Linked DNA regions of Homo sapiens: region 2 is linked to region 1. Evidence: read pairs that join two places in POLR2A ChIA-PET (ENCODE). Cell type or tissue: Panc1. All regions are shown on one strand.

Evidence for each region. Peaks named below come from ENCODE experiments on the same cell type or tissue, not always from the same donor. Only the 100,000 strongest peaks of a DNase experiment are listed, where the experiment ranks them.
Region 2: POLR2A ChIA-PET joins it to region 1 with 15 read pairs; 3 of 35 experiments call an interaction of 5 or more read pairs at or near these places.

What each region holds. Positions count from the first base shown.
Region 1 is chr12:124,834,352-124,842,351 of GRCh38, reverse strand. The region is part of intron 1 of SCARB1 (scavenger receptor class B member 1); the gene reads left to right. Among named protein-coding and RNA genes, the nearest start is that of SCARB1, 26 kb to the left of the region's middle. RefSeq lists enhancers at 1,993-2,517, 2,518-3,044. In Panc1, no CTCF peak of the experiment used is centred here; a DNase peak (open chromatin) is centred at 3,831; H3K27ac peaks cover 5,350 bases.
Region 2 is chr12:124,537,065-124,545,064 of GRCh38, reverse strand. All of the region lies in intron 1 of NCOR2 (nuclear receptor corepressor 2), which reads left to right. Among named protein-coding and RNA genes, the nearest start is that of NCOR2, 27 kb to the left of the region's middle. RefSeq lists enhancers at 491-1,025, 2,094-2,627, 4,842-5,551. In Panc1, no CTCF peak of the experiment used is centred here; no DNase peak of the experiment used is centred here; H3K4me3 peaks cover 1,340 bases; H3K27ac peaks cover 6,258 bases.

The sequences.
Region 1 (8,000 bases):
CTCCAGCTTTCCTGGGGCTTTCTCGGCTTGTGTTATTGATGAACTCCAGTGCGTGAGGCCATTGGAGCCTTAGAGGCCTGTTTCCCCTGGACAGGTGACTGCCTGGGCCAGAGGCAGCACTGGCATGGTGCCCTCTTGCTCCTGGCTGGGAGTGACACGGGGCGTGGGGCGCTTTGCATTCATCCCCAGCTGTTTGGGCACATTTACAACCCTCATTTTACAGATGGGACAAACCCCAGTGGAGAATCTGCTCCGGGCAGCTGTTTATGAACCACCTGAATGGGGCACACAGGACTGTGGGAGGAGGAGGAGGGACCCCCAGGGCTGAAGTGGCAGGGAAAGCTACTCATCCTTTCGGCCCATGTTTACTGCTCACAAATTGTGGGCCAGGTCTCGTGCCAAGTGTTGGAGCTACAGCCGTGGACAAAAGAGACCTGGTCCTGCTCACGGCAGCTACGCTTTAGCAGGAGGGATGGGCCATGGAGAAGCACATGGAAGAGGTGGGGTGGCGAGAAGAGCTAGGAAGGGGACGAGGCAGGTGAGCTGACATGGAGCCACTGCTGGGAAGGGGACTCCTTCTGATGTGGGAGTCAGGAGGGCCTCTCAGAGGAGGGGCTCTATGAGCTGGGGAGCAGCTGGCAAAGAGCACAGCAGGTTCAAAGGCCGGAGGTGCGAAGGAGCCTGCTGTGTTGGAGGAAGAGGGAGCAGGCCAGTGGGGTTGGGAGAAGTGACTGGAGGGGGTGAAAGGGGACAGGCATGTGGGGGCCTTGCAGGACACCTGGAGGAGTTCAGATTTGGTTTTCAATTCCATGGAGGGTTCTGAGCAGGGAAGAGCCATGATCTGACTCAGTATTTTTTTTTTTTTTTTTTGAGACAGAGTCTTTCTCTGTCGCCCAGGCTGGAGTGCAGTGGCATGGTATCAGCTCACTGCAACCTCCGCCTCCCGAGTTCAAGCAATTCTCTTTTTTTTTTTTTTTTGAGACGGAGTCTTGCTCTGTTGCCCAGGCGGGGGAGTGCAGTGGCGCAATCTCCGCTCACTGCAAGCTCCGCCTCCCTGGTTCATGCCATTCTCCTGCCTCAGCCTCCCGCGTAGCTGGGACTACAGGCGCCCGCCACCACGCCCGGCTAATTTTTTTGTATTTTTAGTAGATACGGGGTTTCACCGTGTTAGCCAGCATGGTCTCAATCTCCTGACCTCGTGATCCGCCCACCTCGGCCTCCCAAAGTGCTGGGATTACAGGCGTGAGCCACCGCGCCCAGCCTCAAGCAATTTTCTTGCCTCAGCCTTCTGAGTAGCTGGGATTACACGTGCGTGCCACTACACTCGGCTAATTTTTGTATTTTTCGTAAAGATGGTGTTTCACCATGTTGGGCAGGCTGGTCTTGAACCCCTGACCTCAGGTGATCCACCTGCCTTGGCCTCCCAAAGGGCTGGGATTACAGGTGTGAGCCACCACGCCCAGCCTGACTCAGTCTTGAAGAGCTCTCTGGCTGCTGTCTGGAGAAGGGAGTGTCGGGGGCCAGGCTGGAAGCGGGGAGGCAGAGAAGATGGTGATTTGAGCCAGGTGGGGGTAGTTTTCTAAATGGAAAGAAGGGAACATATTCGAGTTTTTTTTCAGGGAGAGTCAACAAGATAGGTCAGTGGACTGGGGTGCGAGGGAAGGAGAGGAATCAAGGGTGGTTCCTCAAGGTTTGAGGAGTTTGGTAGATGGTGGAGCCATTTTCCGAGACGAGAAGATCGGGGGAGGGAGGTTGAGAGCAGATGGAGTGTGGGCCTTAACTCTGGTCCTAAAATCAAGCGAGGACAACTCAACAACAAGAGTCAGACAACCCCATTAAAACACGGACCAAGCACCTGCAAAGAAGACATGCAGGCAGCCAGGCGCGGTGGCTCACGCCTGTAATCCCAGCACTTTGGGAGGCCAAGGTGGGCGGATCACAAGGTCAGGAGTTCGAGGCCAGCCTGGCCAAGATGGCGAAACCCCGTCTCTACTAAAAATACAAAAATTAGCCGGGTGTGGTGGCAGGCGCCTGTATGTAATCCCAGCTACTCAGGAGGCTGAGGCAGGAGAATCGTTTGAACCTGGGAGGTAGAGGTTGCAGTGAGCCAAGACTGTACTCCAGCCTGGGCAACAGAGCAAGACTCTGTCTTAAAAAAAAAAAAAATGCAGATAGCCAACGGGGACATGGAAGTGTGCTCAGCGACACTCGCTCATCGTTAGGGAAATGAGAATCAGTGAGACACACTCATACCCATTAGGATGGTCACTTGAGAAAACAGAAAATCTCAAATATTGGTGAGGATGCGGAGAAATCGGGGCCCATGTGTGCCGTTGGGGTGAGGGTGCGGAGAAATCGGGGCCCATGTGTGCCGTTGGGGTGAGGGTGCGGAGAAATCGGGGCCCATGTGTGCCGTTGGGGTGAGGGTGCGGAGAAATCGGGGCCCATGTGTGCCGTTGGGGTGAGGGTGCGGAGAAATCGGGGCCCATGTGTGCCGTTGGGGTGAGGGTGCGGAGAAATCGGGGCCCATGTGTGCCGTTGGGGTGAGGGTGCGGAGAAATCGGGGCCCATGTGTGCCGTTGGGGTGAGGGTGCGGAGAAATCGGGGCCCATGTGTGCCGTTGGGGTGAGGGTGCGGAGAAATCGGGGCCCATGTGTGCCGTTGGGGTGAGGGTGCGGAGAAATCGGGGCCCATGTGTGCCGTTGGGAATGTAGGATGGTGCAGCTGCTGTGTGGAGGCCCCCCCAAAATTTAACATAGAATTACCATATGGTGGGGCAACCCCACTTCTGGGTATCAAAGAAATGGAAGTGGGAACTTGAAGAGGAATCTGGCCACCGCGTTCATTGCAGCGCTGTTCACGATGGCCCAACGGTGGGAGCAACCCGAGTGTCCGCTGATGGGTGGTGGGTAAGAAGCTGGGGCCCATCCACACGTTGGAATAGGATTCAGCCTGGAAAAGGAAGGACGTTTGGACGCACGCTGCGACATGCACGGGCCTTGAGGAAGTTATGCGAGTGAAATAAGCCACAACAGGACAAATACCGTACGATTCCATTTGCATGAGCTCCCTAGAGTAGCCAGATCCACAGAGACAGAAAAGAGAATGGTGGGTGCCAGGGGCTGGGGGAGAGGGGGTGCAGAGCTCTTTTTCAGTGGGTACAGGGTTTCACTTTTGCAAGATGAAAGAGTTCTTTAGATGGATGTTGCTGATAATTGCACAACATTGCAAATGTCCTTAATGCCACTGAACTGTACACTTAAAAATGGCTAAGTTGGGCTGGGCGTGTAGTGGCTCATGCCTGTAATCCCAGTACTTTTGGAGCCCAAGGTGGGTGGATCACGAGGTCAGGAGTTCAAGACCAGCCTGGCCAAGATGGTGAAACCCCGTCTCTACTAAAAATACAAAAATTAGCCTGGCATGGTGGCAGGCGCCTGTAATCCCAGCTACTTAGGAGGCTGAGGCAGAGAATTTCTTGAACCTGGGAGGCAGAGGTTGCAGTGAGCTGAGATCACACCACTGCACTCCAGCCTGGGTGACAGACCGAGACTCCATCTCAAAAAAAAAAAAAAAAAAGGCTAAGTTGGTAAATTTTATGTTTACCCCAATTAAAATTAAAAACTGTGGCAGGGTTTAACCTGAAGGGAGAAATGGTACCGGCCCCTCCTGCTTGAATGGGTTGGGCTGTTGGTTTGTAGATGGTAGACCAGACGGCCCAGCCTGTTGGCCAGGGTCAAATTCCAACATGCTGAGCCTGTTGCAGAAGACTTAGCCTTTGAAGCAGGCAGCCCTGAGCTTCTGATTCCTCCAGGCCCAAACCACCGTTGCCCTATTTTACAAGACCTTGGCTGGCTTCATGACGTGTTCTTGAACTGGAGCCAGTGGTGAGCTCAGGGAGGCTCCTGTAACAATAGTTCCCTGAGGCATGTTTATAGCCGGGTGCCCTCTTCACAACAGACACATGTCCTGGGTCATCTCATTCTCTCTGCACTGCCACGGGGAGGATGGGGAGGCAGTCACGTCTCCATGTGGCATATCAGGGGACCGGGGTGGGAGGGGCTGACTGAGCCGAGGCCAGAACTAGGTCTGCGCCCTGGCCCTCTCCCTAATGGCCAGATCCGGCCTCACCCGTGAAGCTGGCCTGGCAGGGGATGGCCCTTCCTGAATTTCTGTGTGGTCTAGGCTGGGGTTGGCATGCTTTTCTGTACAGAGACAGATAGTCAATATGCTCAGCTCTGCAGGCTGCACGGGTTGTGTCTCAGCTACTCAGCCCTGCTGCTGTGATGCTGAGGCTGCCATTGACGACACAGAAATAAGTCGAGGTGGCCGCTGTGGGCCAGTGCCACTGCATTTATGAACACCAAAATGTGAATTTCATATAACTTTCACATGTCATGAAATGGCATTTTTCTTTCAATTGTTTGTTTATTTATTTTTAACATATTTTTTGGAGACAGGGTCTCACTGTGTCACCCAGGCTGGGGGGCAGGGGCACCATCATGGCTCACTGCAGCCTAGACCTCCTGGGCTCGTTATCCTCCCACCTTACTCTCCTGAGTAGCTGGGACAACAGGCATGTGCCACCACGCCTGGCTCATTTTTTTTTTTTATAGGTTGGTGGGTGGGTGTGTAGGGGGGGTCCTCACTATGTTGCCCAGGCTCGTCTTGAACTCCTGGCCTCAAGTGACCCTCCCACCTTGGTCTCCCAAAGTGTTGGGATTACAGGCGTGCAGCACTGCACCCAGCTGGCTGACTTTTCTTTTCTTTTCTTTTCTTTTCTTTTCTTTTCTTTTCTTTTCTTTTCTTTTCTTTTCTTTCTTTTTCTTTCCTTTCTTTTCTTTTTTCTCCCTTCCTTCCTTCCTTCCTTCCTTCCTTCCTTTCTTTCTTTCTTTCCTTCTTTCTTTCTTTTCTTTCTTCCCTTTCTTCCCCTCTTTCCCTTCTTTCCATTTGAAAATGCAAAATGATTGTTAGCTTGTGGGGTGAGTAGAAATAGGCATCAGGCTGGATTTGGTCCACAGGCTGTAGCTTGTTGAAACCTTTCTAAGAACAGAGAAGAATAATGTTTTTGCTTGAAAACAGCCAGCTTTATTGAGGTTGGGGTGTTTGAAAGAAGGCATATTCACTGTCTGACTTGTGTGGAAACAGTGGGGCTGGGATCAGCCCTGGTAGAAATTGTTTTTGTCCAAAAAAGCAAGTAGAGGTGGGCTGCCTGGAGTTCCCGTCATGCAGGTGCAACTGGGGAGCAGGATGAGGCCCTGATTTGGCGGGGAAGGAGAGGTTGTGCTTGATTCATCTCTGTGCCCGGGGACCAGGACTGTATGCACCTTCCAGCATTCTCTTCGCTGGTCTGAGCTCCTTACTTGCCACGCCTGTGCTGGGCCTTTACCAAGGCAGTGCCCAGCCTTTGGTCAGACCCAAGGTCAAGACTCTGTGCCAACATTGGGTTTGTGCTCTTGGGCAAGCGAGTGGTTTAATCTCCCTGTACTTCACTTTCTTCATCAGTAAAATGGAGACAAATTATTAGCTTTATTCTATTTTATTTTATTTCATTTTATTTTGAGACAGGGTCTTGCTCTGTCACCCAGGCTGGAGTACAGTGGCACGATCATGGCTCACTGCAGCCTCTATCTCCTGGGCTCAAGGGATCCTCCTGCCTCAGCCTTCCACGTACCTGGGTCTACAGGCATACACTACCACATTTGGCAAATTTTTAAACATTTTTTGTAGAGATGGGGCTCACTGTGTTGCGCAGGCTGGTCTCGAACTCCTGGGCTCCAGTGATCCTCCTGCCCCAGCCTCCCAAAGTGCTGGGATTACAGGTGTGAGCCACCACACCCAGCCTAATTGTTAGGTTTAAATAAATGAAAGCATTGCTTTAAATGGGATGCTTTGAGCTGGAAACAACATAAAACTTGCCTCCAGTGGCTTCTGTAATGCAGATGTTTACTGTTGTGCTTCCTGAGAGATGGGAGGTGGTGGTTTCCAGATGCGTTCAGCAGTTCAGAACATCGTGCTCTGCCTCAGTAGATTTTGCCCAGTGGCTCTCCGAGGTGGCTGTACTGATGGACATTCTGGCCAGTGACACATGCGCGAGACCTCTGGTGCTTGCCAGTGCGTGCCAGTGAATACGTGTGATGTCCCTGAGCTCTTCCTACTGGGTACCTGAGTCACTTGTGAATTGCGTGTCCTCTTCCCCACTTCCTGCTCAGTCCACGAGGGCAGGAATCCTGTTGGATTAACTTTACCCCTGTAGCACTGATCGCCCGCTTTGGATGCTCAGGCAGGGTTGAAATGAATGAATGACTGAGTGAATGAATGAATGAATGAATGCCACGTTCTCATCGTGTGTTACTATAGGACAGGGATTGCAAACTGTGCAGGAACATACATGGGGGAAGGGCCCTGGCATGAGGTGATAGGGAGTGGTGGGGCCCGTTGCAAGCTGGAGGGCACACCCCAACTGTGAAGCGGCTCCTGCTTTGCTCCAGCGGGCTGGGCCACGTGGCATGCAGGCCCAGAGCTGGACATCACCCAGGTTCCCAAAAGAAGCCAGAAGGCAGGAATTTACCTGCTGGTTTAAGATACTGTCAACAGATTCAAATATTTTGAAATATGTGATTCAAAACCCATCTACTGGCAAAATCTGGCCCATGGGCCCAGTTTGTGGCATCTGTTTCAGGAAGAGACAAGACCTAGTTTGTGTTTTTTTTAGTGGGGGCGGGGAGGATGCGGTGTATAAGAAATTTTGAGTGAATTAAAAAAAATTTATGAAAAATTTCAAGGGCTGGGTGCAGTGTCTCACGTTCGTAATCCAGCTCTTTGGGAGGTTGAAGCGGGAGAATTGGTTTAGGCCAGGAGTTTCAGACCAGCCTGGGCAACATAGCGAGACCCCTACAAAAAATAAAATCTACAAAAAATGAAAAAATTAGCTGAGTATGGTGACAGAAGCTGCTGTGGTCCCAGCTACAAGGAGGCTGAGGCAGGAAGATGGTTTGAGCCCAGGAGTTCAAGGCTACAGTGAGCTCGGACTGCACCAGTGCACTCCAGCCAGGGTGACAGAGCAAGACCCTGTCTCTTAAAAAAAAAAAATTCAAACATACATAAAAATAGACCGGTGCGATGGTCACGGGCCCTGTAACTTGCTGAGGAGATACCAAGTCTTGCCTTCTGCACGTGCCTCCATACACTTTCCCCTTTTCCACATTGTTCTGGGGCTCATGTCAGACATTGCCTCATCCGTCAGTGTCTCTAGTATAGCCACGGCACTTCATGGTGCATTGGAGTCTGGACGCTGGAGGGCTCACTAAAACACGGATCACCAGGCCCCAGCCCCTGAGTGTCTGAGTCGGCAGACCTGGCATGGAGCCTGGGAATCTGCTTTTTTATCGAGTTCCCAAGTGATGCTGATGTTGCTGGTTTGGAGACCGCCTTTTTTTTGGGGGGGTGGACAGGGTCTTGCTCTGTTGTGCAGCCTGGAGTGTAGTGGTGCAATCACAGCTCACTGCAGCCTCGACCTTCTGGGCCCAAGCAATCCTCCTGCCTCAGCCTCCCAAGTAGCTGGGACTACAAGTACATGCCACCATGCCTGGCTATTGTAAAAAAATTTTGTTCTAGAGATGAGATCTTGCTATGTTGCCCAGACTGTTGAACTCCTGGGCTCAAGTGATCCTCCTATCTTTGCCTTCCAAAGTGCTGGGATTACAGGCGTGAGCCACCACGCTCAGCCAGGGACCACACTTCAAGAACCACTGCCCGAACAGGTACCTAGTAAACACCACCACAATGATAAAGCAAAAGAAAATCCCCAAGCATGACCACAGTACTATGCTCACACCAAAAGTCGTTCTGTAGGGCAGTAATGAGGTTTGAAAGGTGGACCTGCTCCAGTGTTCAGAAATTGCCCGAGACCTCATGCCTGGAGTGGGAGGCTCTGCCCGGACCCTCAGCCCCTTGTTGGTTGGGCCCCTTTTGGGGGCCTCAGGGGCTGTGGCTCAGGGACC
Region 2 (8,000 bases), 300 kb after region 1:
GTTGTAAATTTCTCTTCAGAGTAGCCCCTGGCATCATCCCCGTTTTACAGATGGGCACACTGAGGTTCCGAGAAGCAAGGCACCTTCCTCAGGCTTTAAAAAATGACAGCACTAGGGCTGGAGCGGGAGCCAGCCTGATTTTAGCCACCTAATATAATTGCCTCCGTTTCACCGAGAGGAAACTGCCTCTGCGAAGTTGAGCAGCACACACAGGGGTCGCAGTCTCCTGCCAAGATGAGATGGCTCAGGGATTTGATCTGGGTCTCAGGCCCATTTGGGGCCCACCGGGGACTCTGTATGTCAGCCCCACTTGTGCCTGGCTGTCCCCTCCTGTGTGTGGGCACCGGCTGAATGGTGGAAGCAGGTCCCTCCTGGGAGCAGGTCACGGGTGCTGGGGCTGCATCCCTGACCTACCCTGGGCCCGGGCGGGTGTGGAGGCAGAGGAGGATGTCCTGGGGGTTTGAGTGGGGGCGGAGCCTGCTTGTGAGGTGGAAGGTGGGGCAACTGAATCAGTGTGGGCCACCCTCCCACCCTGAATATCCCCAGGCCCTCGTGACAAATCTCTTTCACCATCTCTTGACCCAGCAATTAATTGCTTCTGGCGGATGGTGCCCCCGCCCTCCAGGGAGCTTCTAAAGGCCAGACCCTGCTCCTGGGCGGGCAGCCCGGGGCAGAGGCTGGGGAGAGTCTGCAGTGGTTTTTCTGTTCAGCTGCAGATTCAGGGGTCCCCAGGCCAGGCAGCCTCTCTGGGAGAAGCCAGCAGCTGACATTTTGGGGTACTTGCTCTGCCTATCTGTGGGGCTAAACCTGAGTTCATCTACAGCATACTGTGAGGCAGGTGTTGTGATGTTCCTCTTTTACAGACAGGGTCACTGCGGGGCATAGAGAGGTTTCCCGAAGCTTCCATCTCATCCAGCAGTCTCCAGTGCACCCTTTCCATTCATCTCCCTCCCCGCTGGGGCTCCCCGGGCAGGGGGTGCCGGGCAGAGGCGGCGTCGCTGGTGCTGACTGACGCTGAGTGTGGATCCCAGTCCTGGGAACTCTCTGGGAGGGCTTTCTTGCCTCACTGCCTCCATCTGCACAGGGGGAGGATGTGGGGCGGTTGTTAAGAATTAAACGAGTTAATCATCGTAAGGGGCTTAGCATTGTGCGGAGGCAGCGAAACCCTGAGCTTCAGGCACCGAGGGGCTGTCGGTGCCTGTGAGGGTGAGGGGGCTGGACAGACAGGTGGACGGACAGCTGGCCTTTCCGTGCTGCCGCGTGGGGCCTCCGCGGCCTCCCGGCCTGGGCTGCGCTCCCTGCCCTGTCGTGGCCCGTGCTTGGCCATGAGCCAGGCTGCTGCCACCCCGACAGAGCCCGCGTCCCCCTTCCCTCCCAAAAGCGGTCGATACCCCGGCTCCTTCCTGGCCTCTAATTGCTCCTGCCGGCTGCTGTCTCTGATGGCGGCCCCACACCCCGCAGCGAGGAGAGGGGCGGCGAGGTTTCTGGGAAGCCTAGTCCCTGCTAAATCCACGGCGCTGTCGGGGTGGAGAATGGAGTGGCCGAGGGCAGAGGGTCAGATGCTCGGGGTCCCGTCTCCCCGCCCCTCACTGGCTGTGTGACCTGGGGCAGGTAACCCCGTGTGGGTCTGTTTCCCCACCCCTGAAACAGGGTCCGGACAGTGGAGATGCACGTGGCCTGGCAGGAAGTGAGGGCTGTTATTATTGTGATGATCGTTGTCATGGTTTTTTGCAGCGGCTCCTCCCCAGTCGCTATGCCCGGTGTCAGTGCAGCCTTCCTTGTTGGGAGCAGACAGGTGGCCCTGGGGCTGGGGCGCGTTCCTGGGCAGGGCACGGGGTTGCTCCTCAGTCCCCCTCTGGACGGGGCTGCGGCCCATCCCCACCTCCCTACTGATCCCATTGCAGGCCCTGATCACTCACATCCATGCTGCCAGCCCCCTTGGCCTTGGTCTGGTGGCCCTTGCCCTAGCTGGTGGAGGAGGGATGGGAGGGAGAGAGGCTGTGACCCCCATCTTCGCCCACCCACCCGCCCTTGGCTGTTGCAGTCCAGTGGGGACTGAGACCTTGGTGAACTCTGGGTGGCTGCCTCTGCAGATTCCAGGAGGGCTGGCACGGGGCAGGCTGCCTCAGCTGTCCCTGGAGAAGGAAAACATATCCCGGCGGCTTCTCAATGGAAGGGCTGCGGAGCCTGCCTCCCTCCCGCTCTGGCTGTCTGGACTGCTGGCTACCACAGGGACGGGGACCAGGTGACACCACTGCAGGAGACAGGGGAGGCTCCTTGTTCACCCCGTGTGGGAAGATGTATCCGGTGGACCCCGGCCGGCCCTGGGAGGGCGGTGAGCCGCCTCCATGTCTCACGGCACCTAGGTTGTGCTGTGCTGGAAGTCCCCAAACTCCAGCCTGCAGGGAAGGCTTCTGGGAGTCATGCCTGCCCCTTGGGGGCCAGGGTCTGATCTGTGGGTCTGCGGGGTCCAGTTTAGAGCTTCTGCGGAGCACGCCCCGAGGCTGGCTCATGCTGGCCTGGCAGGTTCCTAGGGCCTGGGACGGGCGCTGAGGGTCTTGGCCTCGGTGCCCAGGGCAGAGGTGGCCTGGAGTGGAGCCTGGGCTGCTGTCGCCCACCTCGCCCATCTCTGTGGGCCCTGTGGGTGCTCAATCAACACCCGTCCTTCTCCCTTCTGGAAGATGTCCCTCATGTGGCCCTGCCAAGGGTGTGGCTGTTGTGGCCGGTGTGGCCGCTGGTCAGGGGAGGCTGGGCTGAGAGGGAGGATTTATACTGAGCCCTGGGCTTGAGTAATCATGGGTCCTGGAGGCACAGGAGCCCCGAGGCAATGGCCCGCCCTGTTCCTGTGGCTGCTGCAGGTCTGGTGGGAAAGGCTCCAGAGTCCAGACACCAAGCCCTTGCCCAGCATTGAGGCTGGAGCCCCACAGTTCTGATCCTCCATGCAGGAAGAGGCTGAGGCTGGGTCTGGGAGGGCAAGAGGTCGATGCCTCCATGGAGCCCTCAGGGATTGACCCAAAGGTGTCCTCGCTGGCCCTGCCCCACACTGTTCCTACTCAGTTATGTGTTCCACTGGAGCACGTGGCTCCCCTCCTGTGGCCAGGAACACAGCCCCCATCCCCTTCCAGCTCTCCACTCCCCATCCCCCTCCAACTCTCCACCCCCTCCCCCTCCAGCTCTCCACTCCCCACCCCCTCCATCTCCACTCCCCACCCCCTCCATCTCCACTCCCCATCCCCCTCCATCTCCACTCCCCATCCCCCTCCATATCCACCCCCATCCCCCTCCATATCCACCCCCATCCCCCTCCATCTCCACTCCCCATCTCCCTCCAGTTCCACTCCCCATCCCCCTCCAGCTCTCCACTCCCCACCCCCTCCATCTCTACTCTCCATCCCCTTCCATCCTCACCCCCATCCCCCTCCAGCTCCATCCCCACCCCCCCACCATCTCCACTCCCCACCTGCTCCATCTCCACTTCCCATCCCCTTCAATCTCCACTCCTCATACCCCTCCATCACCACTCCCCTTCCCTCTCCATCTCCACTCCCCACCCCTCCATCTCCTCCTCCATCCCCTTCCATCTCCACTCCCCGTCCCCCTCCAGCTCTCCACTCCCCATCCCCCTCTAGCTCTCCACTCCCCACCCCATCCAGCTCCACTCCCCATCCTCCTCCAGCTCTCCACTTCCCATCCCCCTCCAGCTCTCCACTTCCCATCCCCTCCATCTCCACTCCCCATCCCCCTCCAGCTCTTCACTCCCCATCCCCCTCCATCTCCCCCATCCCCCTCTAGCTCTCCACCCCCAGCCACTTCCATCTTCTCTCCCCATCTCCCTCCATCTCCACCTCCATCCCCCTCCATCACTGCTCCCCATCCCCCTCCATCTCCACTCCCCATCTCCCTCCAGCTCTCCACTCCCCATCCCCCTCCAGCTCTTCACTCCCCATCCCCCTCCAGCTCTCCACTCAATCCCCCTCCATCTCCACTCCCCACCCCCTCCATCTCCACTCCCCATCCCCCTTCATCTCCACCCCATCCCCCTCCATCTCCATTCCCCATCTTCCTCTAGCTCTTCACCCCAGATCCCCCTCCAGCTCTCTACTCCCCATCCCCCTCCATCTCCACTCCCCATCCCCCTCCAGCTCTCCACTCCCCACCCCCCTCCAGCTCTCCACTCTCCAGCCCCCTCCATCTCCACTCTCCATCCCCTTCCATCTCCACCCCCATCCCCCTCCAGCTCTTCACTCCCCATTCCCCTCCATATCCACCCCTCCACCTCCCATCCCCCTCCAGCTCTCCACCCCCATCCCCCTCCATCTCCCCACTCCCCATCCCCCTCCATCTCTCCACTCCCCACCCCCCTCCATCTCCACCCCCATCTCCCTCCAGCTCTTCACTCCCCATCCCCCTCCAGTCCACTCCCCACCCCCCTCTAGCTCTCCACCTCCCACCCCCTCTAGTTCTCCACCCCATCCCCCTCCAGCTCTTCACTCCCCATCCCCCTGCATATCCTCCTCCCATCCCCCTCCATCTCCACCCCCATCCCCCCATCTCCACTCCCATCCCCCTCCAGCTCCACTCCCCATCCCCCTCCAGCTCTCCACCTCCATCCCCCTCCAGCTCTACTCCCCAACCCTCTCCAGTTCTCCACTCCCCAGCCCTCTGGCTGCCCCAGCTTCTCTAACCCTCTGATCTGGTTCTTGCCCCTGGGCCTTTGCACAGGCTGTGCCTTCTGCCTGGAGTGCTCTTTTTTCCTTCCTCATGGACACCTGTTCCTCGGCCCTCTGTGCTTGGCTCCAGTGTCTCCTCCTGCAGGGGGCCCTCCCTGCCCTCCCTGCCCTCCCTCCCACCACTGCTGGGTCGCCATGGTTTATGTCCGTCACTCCAGGGGCCACTCTTTGCAATCACCTTGCTCACTTATGGGTGTACCGGAGGGTGTTTGGGTGTGTGTGTGTGTGACCTTGGCCCCTAAGACCCTCAGCTTTTGTGTTCGCAGTCATGCCCCTGTACCTGGCAGGTAACAGGGGGTCTGTCCCCTCTGTTTGTTGAGCAGCTGAAGGTTGATGGTGTCCTGGTCGAGGCAGGTCGAAGCTGCCTCTGGGTTTGAATGTCGGCTGGCTCTGCCTCTTGCAGCTGTGTGGCTGTGGGTGGTGGCTTCCCATCTCTGGGTGTGGCGAATGGACGAGTCAGGTTGGCCTTTGTGGCTGGGGTGAGCCAGGCGGGCTTCCTGGAGGAGGAAAAGATGGTGCTTGTTCTGGTTCCAGCAGGGTGGAGAGCAGGGTGACGGTGCGTTTGGTAGAGTTGAGGGTAAAAGCCAACGCCAGGAGGTGGGCTTGTTTGGGAGCTGACAAGGGGGGTGCTGGCAGGTGGGGGCAAGTCTCAGCCTGTGGGCCATGCGTGGTCATGGTGGGCTTGGCAGAGGGGAGCCTTGGAACTGGTCCTTGCTCTCCCCGTGCATCTGCTTTGCCGGGAGACTAGCCTGGCCAGCCCCAGGGGCGCGAGGATGGAGGCCCGGCCCTTCTTCCAGCTGTGGGTGGACTGAGCTGGTGGCTTCAGAGGAATGGGGGGTGCCCGGGTTCCCCCAGCCTGCCTGGGAGGGTGAGGGGGAGCGTGGGAGCTTGCTGGGGGACAGTGAGCATGAAGGAGCTGGTGGGATGCTGTGCGGGGAGGGCCCACGGAGCCGGCCAGTGGGCCTGGGCCTGAGCTGGAATGTGTGTGGGTGGCCCCGAGCCGGTGAGTGTGAACCGGGTGTGCACGAGTGTGAATGAGTGTGAATGTGAGTGCAGCAGAGTGAGCAAGTGCGACTGCGGCCTTGAGCGAGTGAGTGGTGGGTGTGAGCACAGGGGAGCGTGACACAGCGAGTGAGACCTGCTGCTGCGGGGCTGAGCTGGGAGACGCCCGGCCCCGGGAAGCCCTGACGGGGGCGGCTCTGCCGGGGAGGCGTGGGGCTCAGTCCACACTGTGGCCCACATGCCCTGGCCGCTCGCGGGCAGCCTGGGCTGGAGCAGCCTCGACTCCACGCTGCCAGCCCTGTGCCCTGGTGCCCTGGCTCCCCATGGCCCAAGCACTTGGTCCTGGGTTTGGATCCTGGCTCACTCCCTTCCTTGCCACGTGGCCTTGGGTGACTCCTCCCTCAGAGCAGCAGTTTCCTGGCCAGGGACACGGGATGGCTGTGCCCCTGAAAGGGTCCTGTGCAGGAAGTGGATGTTGTCACCCTCTCCTTCCCTCCCCGACTAGCTCTGCCCAGGGTCAGAGAGGAGGAGCGGGCCTCTTGATTCTCACCATCGCTTGCCTGCCTTTCGGACTCTCTAATGCATGATGCTCTCCATGCCAGCCCCTCTCCCACCTCGCTGCGCCCAGCCTGGCCGCCCGCCACATCACTCTCCTGGACTGGCACAGTGGCCTCTCCCTTGGCTGTGGCTTCTGCCCTCACCCGCGCTCCACGGCCAGATGCATCTCCACTTTGGAGTGGGACCTTGCCCCTCTGCAGCTTGCGTAACCCTCCTAAGGTTCTCTGCTCTGGAGATAAAACCCATCTGCAGAACCCTGCGTGACCCGCCCCTGCTGCCTCCAGCCCTCCTCTCTCTTCCTCTCCCCCTGGCTCTGCTCCAGCCAGGGCCCTGGGTTCCTTCCCACCTCAGCCCAGTCCTCGCTACCCCCCTTGGCCCCTCAGTCATCTCCCTGGATTCTGGCCAGTGTGACAGGTTGCCTGTCCTGGGAAGTCCCTGCTGAGTTTTCTAAATTGGGAACCCCTCTTTGGACCTATGTGTCACTCCATTACTGCTGGGAGATTCTCTGTTTCCCTCTGGACAATGTGACCTTGGGGCCAGCCCCCACTGGCCTTGACCCCATGCCACCGGGACACCCTGGGACTCTGTCTGTTGGGGATTGCAGGCTGAGCTGGCTGGGGTTGGGAGCAGGTTAGGAGAAGATGGGGTCTGATCTCCCAGCTGTCTCTCCCAGGTGGAGGTTGAGAGCTTCTTGGTGCCCAGGGAGAGCGCCTGCCAGGCCTGGCTCTGCCCTAGCCTGTGACGGGACGTGCTGCAGGTGGCTGGCCACCGAGGCTTCCGGGAGCTGGGGAGGGCGGCTGTGAAGATGTGCCCGGGCCCTCCCTGTTTCCAGCCTTCCTGCAGGGCCTGTCTCTGGAGCTGATGCAGATGGCAGGACCAAGTGCCAAGCCTGGGGGCATCATAGTGAAAAAAACGCTTAAAAAAGAAAAAAGGGCAGGAAAGAAGTGGCTGGCTTGTCCCCCTGTGAGCTGCCCGCAGCTGCCCTTTCAAAGGCTCCCTCCTTGGGGCCTGAGGGCCTGCCAGGCACTGGAGAGGGCTGGCCTCTCGGAGCTTGGCTGCCAGCCCCTGGGTGGGGGTAGGAGTCATGTCCAGCAAGAACTGAGCACTCGAAGTGGCACACACTGGAGTGGCACACACTGGAGTGGCACACACTGGCACTGAGGGCACTTTACACTCACAACATTCCTGTGGGGTCAGCATTTTTAAAATGATCGTTTCCATTTTAGAGATGGGGAATCTGAGACTCAGAGAGGTGAAGTTGCTTGTTCCAAGTTGCACAGCTAGGAGAGGGTGGAGGCCAGATTGGAACCTGGGGAGCCTGGCTTCAGAGCTTGAGCACTGCACACAGCTGCTCCCTTGTGGGAGGGGGCAGCCCTGGCCTCACCAGTCCCCGATCCCTCAGCTTTGGCACGAGGTGGAGAAGGGGTTTCCCAGAGGTCCGTTGAGACTGACTGTCCAGTGCTCTGCCCTCTGTACTATTTTTTACTTGTTCTTTTCATGCAGAAGTTAACACGATAAAGAATGTATAAACCCCTCAGTGCAGATTAGCGAACAATTATAAAGGGGTCACCTTGTAGACATGGGCTGCCTTCTCCCTAGAGGTGATTGGCGTCCTAACATTTGTGGGAATCACATTTTTTTTGTTGTATTTGACTACCTCTGCAGGCCTCTTTACAAATGTGAAAGTTGTTTTGTCTTCCCCAGAATCCT